Regions from separate parts of the Mus musculus genome. Here region 2 is linked to region 1. A link is a contact called in ENCODE POLR2A ChIA-PET data. All regions are on one chromosome and are shown on one strand. The core of a region is the stretch at or near the end of the contact, and the rest is flanking DNA. Distances in the headings are between cores, read along the strand shown. Region 1 holds the start of Khdc4 (KH domain containing 4, pre-mRNA splicing factor). Region 2 holds the start of Dap3 (death associated protein 3).

What was found. ChIA-PET counts read pairs that join two places held with the same protein, here RNA polymerase II (POLR2A).
Region 2: POLR2A ChIA-PET joins it to region 1 with 10 read pairs in Patski. The contact joins the promoter of Dap3 here to the promoter of Khdc4 in region 1. POLR2A ChIA-PET finds 5 or more read pairs at or near these places in 2 of 5 experiments (Patski and embryonic stem cell).

The regions. Positions count from the first base shown.
Region 1 is chr3:88,683,677-88,688,823 of GRCm38, reverse strand. It overlaps Khdc4 (KH domain containing 4, pre-mRNA splicing factor), which reads right to left and starts at 3,037. Exons shown (of 14, transcript NM_028814.4): 1 at 2,937-3,037; 2 at 2,258-2,480. The coding sequence starts at 2,974.
Region 2 is chr3:88,948,462-88,953,370 of GRCm38, reverse strand. It overlaps Dap3 (death associated protein 3), which reads left to right and starts at 3,089. Exons shown (of 13, transcript NM_022994.3): 1 at 3,089-3,503. The coding sequence starts at 3,501. It also overlaps a transcript of Ash1l not described here.

The DNA of each region.
Region 1 (5,147 bases), core at 1,788-4,287:
ACATGCACACACTTTTAAAAAATATTTTTAAAAAATGTCAAGGAGTTGCTAGAGACAGTCAGCCAGGTATGGTGTTACACACCTTTAATCGAAGCACTTGGGAGATAAGAGGCAGGTGGATCTCTGAGGCCAGCCTGGTCTACAAATCGTTTATGAACAGCTATGGATATACAGAAAAAACAGGGATAGGGGAAACCCCTCACTGCTCTTCCAGAGGACATAGGTTTAGTTCCCCGTACCTACATGGTAGCTCACAATCATCTGTGACCTTCAGTTTCAGGGAATCAGACACTAGACAGATACATGGTGAACACATATACATGTAGGCAAAAGCCCACAGACATAGTAAAATTACCTGATAGAGACTTAAGTCTAAAAGTTCCCATTAGTTTTAATTATAGCACTGGGAGGCAGAAGCATAGGAGGCACACTGTGGGGTAAGTATGAGAGGCAGAGAAAAGAGGGTCTCTCTAAGTTCAAGGTCAGCCTGGTAGCCTTCCAGGACAGAGAGCACGTTCTGGATAGACTGCCTCAAAACAAAAACAAAAAAACAACAACAATCAGTATGCTTCAGCCACCTAATAAAATTTTATAGTATTATACAAACTACAGACAAGAAGATAAATTGACGGTCAGAGTTATGATGTTTCACAGATCACTTTGTTGACTACTTATGGAGTAAAATTGTAAAAAGAAGACAACAACCCATACACCTCATTCAAGCACTAGGAGGCTGTATTTATGCAACTTTTTCTTTTTTTAAAGGTTTATTTATTTTATGTGAATACACTGTACCTGTCTTCAGACACACCAGAAGAGGGTGTCAGATCTCATTACAGATGGCTGTGAGCCACCATGTGGTTGCTGGGATTTGAACTCAGGACCTCTGGAAGAGCAGTCAGAGCCATCTCTCTAGCACCTCAACTTTTTACAAACTTAACATTTTGTTACACTTTATGGCAAAGCAAAGCTTCAGTTTAAAGATTTAATTACACTGTAAATAGATGAAAATAACCAAATAATACTCTCAACTTGTCTGAGATCAAAACACAACTTATTTCTCCACTTTTAGCTCATATTTCATTGTGTTTAGTCATTAAAATATATATTTTAGATCTAATGAGAGATAACTTTTTTTGCTGCTTTTTTTTCATCTCCTTTTTGGAGACAGGGAGAAATTCACTTGCCTCTGCCTCCTGAACACTGGAATTAAAGGCATGTCCCACCACTGCCCAGCTACAAGACATATTTTTTTAAAAAATATTTTGGCTCTTGAGTGATCACCACACAAGCATGAGGATGTGAGTTTTAATTTCCAAAAAGCACGCATCAGGCATGTCATATCAATGCCCCAACAGCATGATGGAAGACAGTGATGAGGAATCCCTGGCCTAATATAAACACAGCGGCAAACAGAGACCCGGACTCGGGACTCAAACAAGGTGGAAGGTGAAGACTGATACCAAGGCTATCCTCCGACCTCCCACATTCACCACGGCTATGTCATTTCCTGATGACAAACACTGTGTGTGTCATACCAACACACTCACTGAGGGTCAACAAGATGCTCAGAGCATAAAGGTACTTACTGCCAAGCAAGATGACCTTAGTTCAATCCCTCACATTGCCAAGCCCCAAATCCTATGACACTTGAGAGACATACATACAAATGAGTATTTTTAAAACACTGACTTGATATACCAGAACTTCATGGATCAAAAACATATTGCCTCAAATATCCATAAAAAAAAACTGAGTTTAAGTTTCTAAGCACAAAAACTAGTCCATAAAAGTAACAAGACCAGCCAGGTGGTGGCTGCGCATGTCCTTATCCTACGTAGATGGCAGAGACGGATATCTCCCCATTAGTTCGAGGCTAAACCACGGTTCCAGGACAGCCAAGACTACGTGGACTTGTCTCGAAAAACAAAACAAGGGAACTACATCAATTAAAACTGCCTGACTTCAGGATGCAATGATGGGGCACAGCACTTGGGGGGTCAGAGGCAAGAGGCATCTCTGCAAGCAGGCCAGCCTGGTCTAAATATACAGAGTCTCTGCCTGAAACAAAAAAACCAAAGCCCATTCATTGCCTTGCAGGAACAATTTAACAAGGTATCATCTAAATACTCCCAAACGTGATCTTCACTCTAACCGGTTTCATCTTCATTAACCCCAATGACCAAGCAACTGAAAGGTGAAGAAAGGGGAGGAAAAAGAAAATCCCGAAGCGCAGAGCGTCTAGCGCTCGCAATACCTTCTCGGCCGCATTCTGAGATGGTTTCAGCTTCCCTTTGGCCATGAGCATAGCATTGATCTTGGCAGCCACGGCAGCGGCGGCATCCAAGGCTCCTGAAGGAGCGGCGGCGGTGGTGGCGCCCCCGGGGCTCGCCCCGCTGCCAGCGACTTCTCCACCTGGGGCCGTTGGCGGCAGGAAGAGAAGCGGAGCTGGCGCTGGCTGATCCCATTTGCTGCGGCGCCTACAGGTAGGAAAAGGGAAATCCTGAGGCCCACGGCCTTCCTTTGTGTAGTCTCCCCCTTCGTACACTCCATCCCGCGTCGCCTGCCATGGTCCCGAGACGTGCCCGAGATTCCTATCTAAAGCTCAGTCCCACTCCCCTTATTCCGATCCCCTTACGAAACATTTCCTTTCCAGTCACTTCCATCCGGAGACTCGGCTCGGCCGGGAACGCTCTGCGTTCGCCTTCTCCTTGGCTCGTCCTTCTAAAAGGCTCCGAGTTCCCTCCCTTCCCTCTCGCACCGCGGCCGGCCTCTTTCCGGGCGCCCGAGGCCAGCTCAACATTCTCTCCAGAACCCCGGCCTCGGCATCCGGACGCGTCCTACTAGACGGCCCGTCCGGCCCACACGCAGCCTCGCCGGTCTCCCTGCCCCGGGCCCGTGCTCGCTGCCCCCAGCCTGGCCCGCGAAGCCCTTACCCGCCAGCGGCAGGATGTGTCGCGCTCCCTGCGGACATGGCGGCCTGCTCCAGTCAACCACCCGCCAACTACCCACCACCGCCCTCCCGCCACTTCCGCCCAACGCGCTGACGCACGGCCTTTTCCGGCCGTGAGGTAAGGCGGGTCCGGTGAGGACTCTTGATTCCGATTGGACCCTCGGTGATTTAAAGCGTCTGGCGTCTCAGTGACAGGAGTGCCTGCCTGTCGACTCTCCGGCTTGCTCTCTTGCCCTTAATAAAAATGGTTGTTGGGCCTGGTTTAAAAGCGAGTTGCGGGCTAGGAGAATCCATTTTTATTGTGGGCAAGCGAGTTGCCTGGAAGACAAGTCAGAAAATGAAGCCGACTTTCTCCGCGTTCTCTTTGCTCACGTGGAGTCCCAGCCTGTAGCGGAGGAGAACCCTGCCGGCGACTTCAGCGCACTTCTCGATTCAGCTTATGAAAAAAGGAAATGATTCTTTCCAAAGTCATTTGCACAACTTCCTTTTCTTTCTTTCTCTTTTTGTTTTGTTTTGGGTCCCCCACCCACCCACCCTTAGGGATAGGAAGCTCCAGTCAGCCCGCTGCATGGGGGGGGGGGGGCTGTTCTGGTGGCCATGAGCAAAAACATTGGTTTTGGCAAACTCGTAAGCACTTGGACAACTTGTTATAAAACAAGTAAAGTTGGAGAAAAACTGCTCAGCGAGGTGGAGCTTTTAAAAAAAACGAAGCCAGGGACTGAGAGATAGCCCTGCAGACGAAGGTGCTAGTAGACAAACAACGATGTAAGTTAGATCCCTGGAGCACACAAGGAAAGTTGCTCTCTGATCTAAGAACTGTCATAATGGAGATTAAAAATCAAAAGTTATGAAATCCCCTTCTCTGAGGGCTGTGTGTTTACACTTGACTGCCTCTTCAATATACTGAAAAGCTTTGAATTCTAAGGAGTTTTGGGTGAATCTGAAAAACAGATCCTTAACGTTTATGCAAGTATTCTTCCAACAGAAAGCAAACAAACCCAGAATGCTAGCTTATAGAAATACTTACATTCCGACATAATTCATAGAATAAAATTCACTTGGGGCTGGTGAGATGGCTCAGTGGGTAAGAGCACCCGACTGCTCTTCCGAAGGTCCAGAGTTCAAATCCCAGCAACCACATGGTGGCTCATAACCATCCGTAACAAGATCTGGCGCCCTCTTCTGGAGTGTCTGAAGACAGCTACAGTGTACTTACATATAATAATAAATAAATCTTTAAAAAAAAAAAAATTCACTTAAAAGCTAAATAATAGAGAGTTTGGGCACATAATAAATAAATATACATTTGTGGTAGGGATGAAGACACTGCTCTGTGGTGTCAACCACACTAGTGTGAGAGGTGCTCCCTTGATCTTTTAGGGCTAGACTCCAAAGAGTCTTTGGCTTTTTTGACTTGGGAAAGAATTGCAGGACGAACCAGTGTGGAGCAGAGTTAAGTCCAAAGTTCAGTTGCCAACACCACACAAAGTAAATAAGTCTTGAGGAAACAGACTTGCCTGAAGAACACCAGGCTTGAATAGTTGAGTCATGTGCTCGACTAAAATCAGCATGGCAAAGCAACTTTGATTCTACATTCTTTCTTTCCTTCCTTTGCCTCTCTCTCTCCTCTCCTCCCCTCTTCCTCCTCCCCCTCCTCTTTTCTTCTCTCTCTCCTCCCCTCTTTCTCTTCCTCCTCCTCCTCCTCTTCTCCCTCTCTGTCTCTCTGTCTTTCTCTCTCTCTCTAAGAGGTCTTGCTGATACTATGTGAAAGGACGTGAACCTACAACCACCACTGTAAACCTAAGTATCTTTTATTCACCTGATATACTTGTCATCTCTGAGACATACTGCCTCGATCTGCTAACCTAGGCCTGGTCCTGAAAACTTTTAGCCTCTGTACAATCTTATCTAGGCCTAGCATGATTTCAGCCTCTGAGACTTACTGTTGAATAAGTGTTCCCTTTCTAGTTCTTTCTGAACTCTGGCTACCTGGTTCAACTTGGCTGGCTGGCTGGCTTAAAACTTCTCTCCTAGTTGACTGATTTCTTTCTACTTCTTTGTGAATTGCTCTGATAGGCTTTAAACTAACCCTGGCAATCTATTCTAATCTTCTGGCTTCTTCTCATTATCTATTTTGGTTGTCTTTACCAGGGTCTATCTTGTTCTCTCTTCAACCTGACTATGTAAAACTCTC
Region 2 (4,909 bases), core at 1,840-4,339, 260 kb before region 1:
TGTAACCCCAGAAAGCTATGTTAAGAACATTACAAGCCTCAAATTTGAGGCCAGCCTGGGCCACATAATGGGTCCTGGGCTAGTCTGGGCTATATAGAGAGTAAGACCCTTTTTCAAAACAAAAGGAAAATGTCAAAGAAGATATACTCTAATTACAAACATACCACCTGTTGGATGATGCTACTCTTGTGTCCATCTGCCTAGATTCTTTCTAAATTAAGTAGCTTTTAAATTCATATTCTCTCTCTCTCTCTCTCTCTCTCTCTCTCTCTCTCTCTCGTGTGTGTGTGTGTGTGTGTGTGTGTGTGTGTGTGTGTGTGTAGTGTGTAGTCATCAGCAGAGACTGGAAAAGGGTGTGTGTGTGTGTGTGTGTGTGTGTGTGTGTGTGTGTGTGTAGTGTGTAGTCATCAGCAGAGACTGGAAAAGGGTGCCAGATACCCTGGAGCTAGAGTGGACCCCAGGCCTCCTGTAACCAGGGGCTGACCTTAAACTTAATGTGAAGCTTGAGCTCAGGCGCCTCCTGCCTCAGCCTCCGGAATGCTTGGATTGCAAGTGTGTGCCACATTCAGACTGGTTTTTTAAAAAGGGTTGGTGGTTTCAGTTCCACAGATTTATTTGCTCTCTGTATGTTCACAACTCCCCTCTTATGCATCCCTATCTATTCCAACAACCTAATCAACAGATCTTGATAATTCTTACCCCAAGACAGGAATCAATTATTTTGTTGGATGAGTCCGAAAAGATCCTGTCACTGGCAGAAATAAAGTCAAGCTGCCCAAATACGAGTGTGGCTCTTTGGTAGAATGCCTGCTAGCAGGGTTAATCTATTCCCCCTGACCCTCCCCCTGACCCCCCACCCCCCCCACACACACACACACAAAAAACCCAACCAGCAACAAACAACAGCTATACAGATACAAAGTAGGCTGTGGAAGCAGTTTAACTTTTTATTTATTTATTTATTTATTTATTTATTTGGTTTTGGGAGACAGGGTTTCTCCCTGTAGACCTGGCTGTCCTGGAACCAACTCTGTAGACCAGGCTGGCCTCGAACTCAGAAATCCACCTGCCTCTGCCTCCCAAGTGCTGGAATTAGAAACATGTGCCACCACTGCCCAGCAACACATTGGAACTTTCATACATACTAAGCTGTCAGAAGTGGTCTGCTTGCTTTGTAAACACAACAAAATTACAAATACCTATCTCATATAGGACAGTGTATATTCTATACATGTTTGACACTTTTAAGTTCTCCCAAGCATAATCTAACCAATCATATTTACCTACTTTCAAAATACACTTGTATTTGGCAATAACAATCTCCTGAGGCACTATGATAATATGGACAATACATTACTAAATTAGTAATCAAAATATCTCAACATTGCCACTAATTTAACACATGACCTTGGAAAAGTACCTCTTTATGCCGGGATTTCCTATTCTCCTATAATTTTTACAGTTTTAGGATTACGAACTGAAAGAGTACTCTGAATATAAAAACTTTATGCACTACTATAAATCCACACGGTCAAAAACATCTCCCCTTATTCTCAGCCTAATAGCGATCACTCTGAGGATGTTGGTCTGGCTTTCATATTTACACAACTGACTCTATTCAAAGGCACAGACTATGTCAAGTTTCTCCCCTTCCTGATCTTAGCATGCATTCTGTATTATCATACTAATCATACTAATGCTAAAATACATGCACATTTATCGACCTAGAGAACACATGTCCCAGCATTTGTTTTTAAATAAGCTAACTTACAAAGGGAACTTCCCCAAATGCAGGCAAACTCTTCCTGAACACTCTCCATCCTCGAATTATACACATATAAACAGAGCAGCTATAAACCAACAGACCATCTGGTCTTCAAGACCCAAAACATTTCTTTCCAAGTAGAAACTAACCAGTGACATTTATTAAACTTATTAACACTCAGATCACTATGTCATGTCTGCATATATTTCCGCCTTTCGAGAACACCACAGATCTTGTACAGGTAAACTACCCGCTGAAGATCATCTCCCTTGCTACTTTTGTCCCTTACTTAAACAGACATAAACTGGATCTTGGGGGATGCTCCAATCGGGCCTACTACACAAACTAACCTGTCAGGGGCACAAGCGACTCCGCCTCCACTCGCTTACTTTCCCGTCCCCCTCCCCCAAACCAAGAGCCCGCTGGTCAGGGACACCCCGTCACCCCGCCTAGAGGGACTTCCCGGTAAGCTCAGGATCCCTATCCCTGCTCTCCCTTCCCCCATCCTCACCCCGCTCTCCCGGAGGTCCAGGTCCGGGGGGGTGACAGCGGATCCCGGGTAGCCAAGGAGAGACTACTTGGGGCCTTCAAAGGCCTGCTCACACCGCACTACTCACCGTGCGAGGCCGAGAGCGCCGAGTGCAGGCAAGTGGAGAGAGAGAGGGTGGCAGCCTGGCGCCTCGGCTTCCCTGGCTCCACACTGTAACCCTTCCCGCTTGTCAGGAGGCGGCCAGCGGGTAAGCGGACCGGCGGAAACGCGAGAGAGGAGAAGCCAAAGGCGTAGGTCGGGAAAGGGGAAACCGAGAGAAGGCGGGTCCGGCAACCGAGACCGGGATCGTCTCCCCCCTCCGCAAAGCGAACCCAAAATGGCGGCGGGAGCGGCAGCGGCGGCGGCAGCGGCGGCGGCGGCGGCGGCTCTGGGGAGGGAGGGAGCGAGCGAGCCAGCGAAGGGCGCCGCGTGCCCCCCCTCCCGCCTCCCACTCCTCCCTCCGCGCGCTCTCCCCGCCGCCCTCCCTCCCTCCCTCCCTCCCTCCCTCACCCGACTCCGGCCGCGCAGCGCGCACGCCCGCCCGCACGCTTCCGAGTGGGTCCGGACTGGTCGCGAGCTGCGCCCTCCAACCACCGCCTCCGGCCGCCCCGCGCCGCCAGCACCGACGCGCTCGCTCTGGGGCCTCCGGCTCGCGCGCTCCCGACTCCCTCTCGGCCCTCACGCGTACCTTCCTTGGCGCGAGCCCGAGCCTCCTCCCTCCTCCTCCTCCTCCTCCTCCTTCTCCTCCTCGGCTCGCCTCCCTCTCTTCCCCGCCCCCACGGCTACCAACGGCAGCCACGGCTGCCGCCGCCTTCGCCCCCACCCCTCGAACGTGCGCCTCCCACAATCCCCCCCGCGGGACGTTCCATTGCGCGCCCCTGCTGGGGCCGGGGAGAAGCGGGCACGCCCGCGCAGACGAGGCTGGCCACGGTGACCGGAATGTTTTGAAGAGCGAGCGAAGGTACCTAGGCGCGGACCTCCTGGGACGGGCCACCGCGACGCCGAGGCTTGCTGCCCGCTTCCGGCCGCGGGGCGGGTGGCGCGGTGCCCCTCCGCTGGGCTGTGGTTGCAGCCGCGGCGACTGCGCGTTGGGTAGCTTCCTGCCACACGACCCGAGCTTGCTTCACAACTGCAGGACGGGTGCCTGGGATCCAGCCGCTGGCGGTGTGTGCGGGTCACCGGAGCAGGAGTCCTAGTGTTGGACTCATGGTAAGGGGACTGAGCCACACAGGGGATGCAATGATGAAGGAGGGAAAGGAGCGTGTATTTGAACTGCCCCGAGATAGGGAATGAGGGCAGCAGTGTCGGTGATCCTCCAAGAGGGCATCCTTCAGACCCGGGGCTGCGGACCTGGGACCGGAGGATGAACGGACAGAACGGCTGTTAATATGTTAATGTAGTTTAACCTTGTTAAAGTCCCAGAGGGTACCTATCCTCTGTGATGCTTGTGTGATCCTTGTGCACTTCTCAAAGATTGTGCGAACTCGGTTTGCAACTGGCAGCCTGATGTTAGAGCAGTGGTCCGCGCAGCCTTCCTAATGCTACGACCCTTTAGTACAGTTCCACATGGTGACTCCCTACCATAAAATTAGTTTTGTTGCTACTTCGTAACTGTAATTTTGCTGTTATGAATCTTAATGTAAACATCTGATATACAGGATATCTGATATGGGATCCCTGTGAAGGGTTGTTAGACCTCTCCTCGGGTCGCCACCCGCAGGTTGAGTGTGTGAGGGGATGAAACTATGCACTGAGATTTTATTTCTGGATTTGATCTTTTAGGCCTTCAAATTTTTCCAAGTTATTTATGAGATGCTGGTAGTAAAAATTAGCTAACCCCAAAATATACCTTCAGGGTTGGAGTATGAAATAATGAGATCATATATGTAAAGCAGAATTAGCTCCTGGGTACGGGGAAAATGCGGAGTATTATTGTTATCATTTACAGTGCTGTTGATGTTGATAAGATTTGTAGGTGTAATTGGTAGTTTGTGTTCTATTCATCTAAATTGCTAGTTAAACCAGACCTATGGCATTCATTGGCTGCTAGTATTTGTTTCCGTGTTGACATTGGATGAGTGAATTCAGGGCATGTGATGTTAAAACCCCAACGTTTGATCTACTCATTTTTAGTCTCCCACAAAAAGCAAAGCAAAATTTTAGAGGAATGGCACCTTAAGTTTCCTTTCTTATCTGTGAATTCTTACCTTTGTGATTCAGGGGAAATTTAAACATTACTGCGTTCCATTCATCTCCAGAACCCATTCAATTAATATTCAGTCTTTTTTTGGAATAGGGGTTAAATTGTCTTTTGAGTGGTTGTTTATTTGTTTGTTTTGACAGTCTCACTCTTTAGCCCAAGCTTGCCTGAAACTCTGACAGTCATCCTGTCTTAGCCTCTTTAGAGGTTGGATTATAGGCATGAACCCATACCTGGTTTTCAGATAACCCAACCTTTCCCTATTGGCTGTATGCATTGGGGATTGATTATCTTTGTGTTTCCTTCTTTGAGTTAAAGAGACAATCAGCCTTAATTGACTAGCTGTGAAGTTACTTTTGCTAACCAAGCCCATGCAGTCTACCCAGGGTTGCAGGAATCTTTCTTCAGTAGCTTC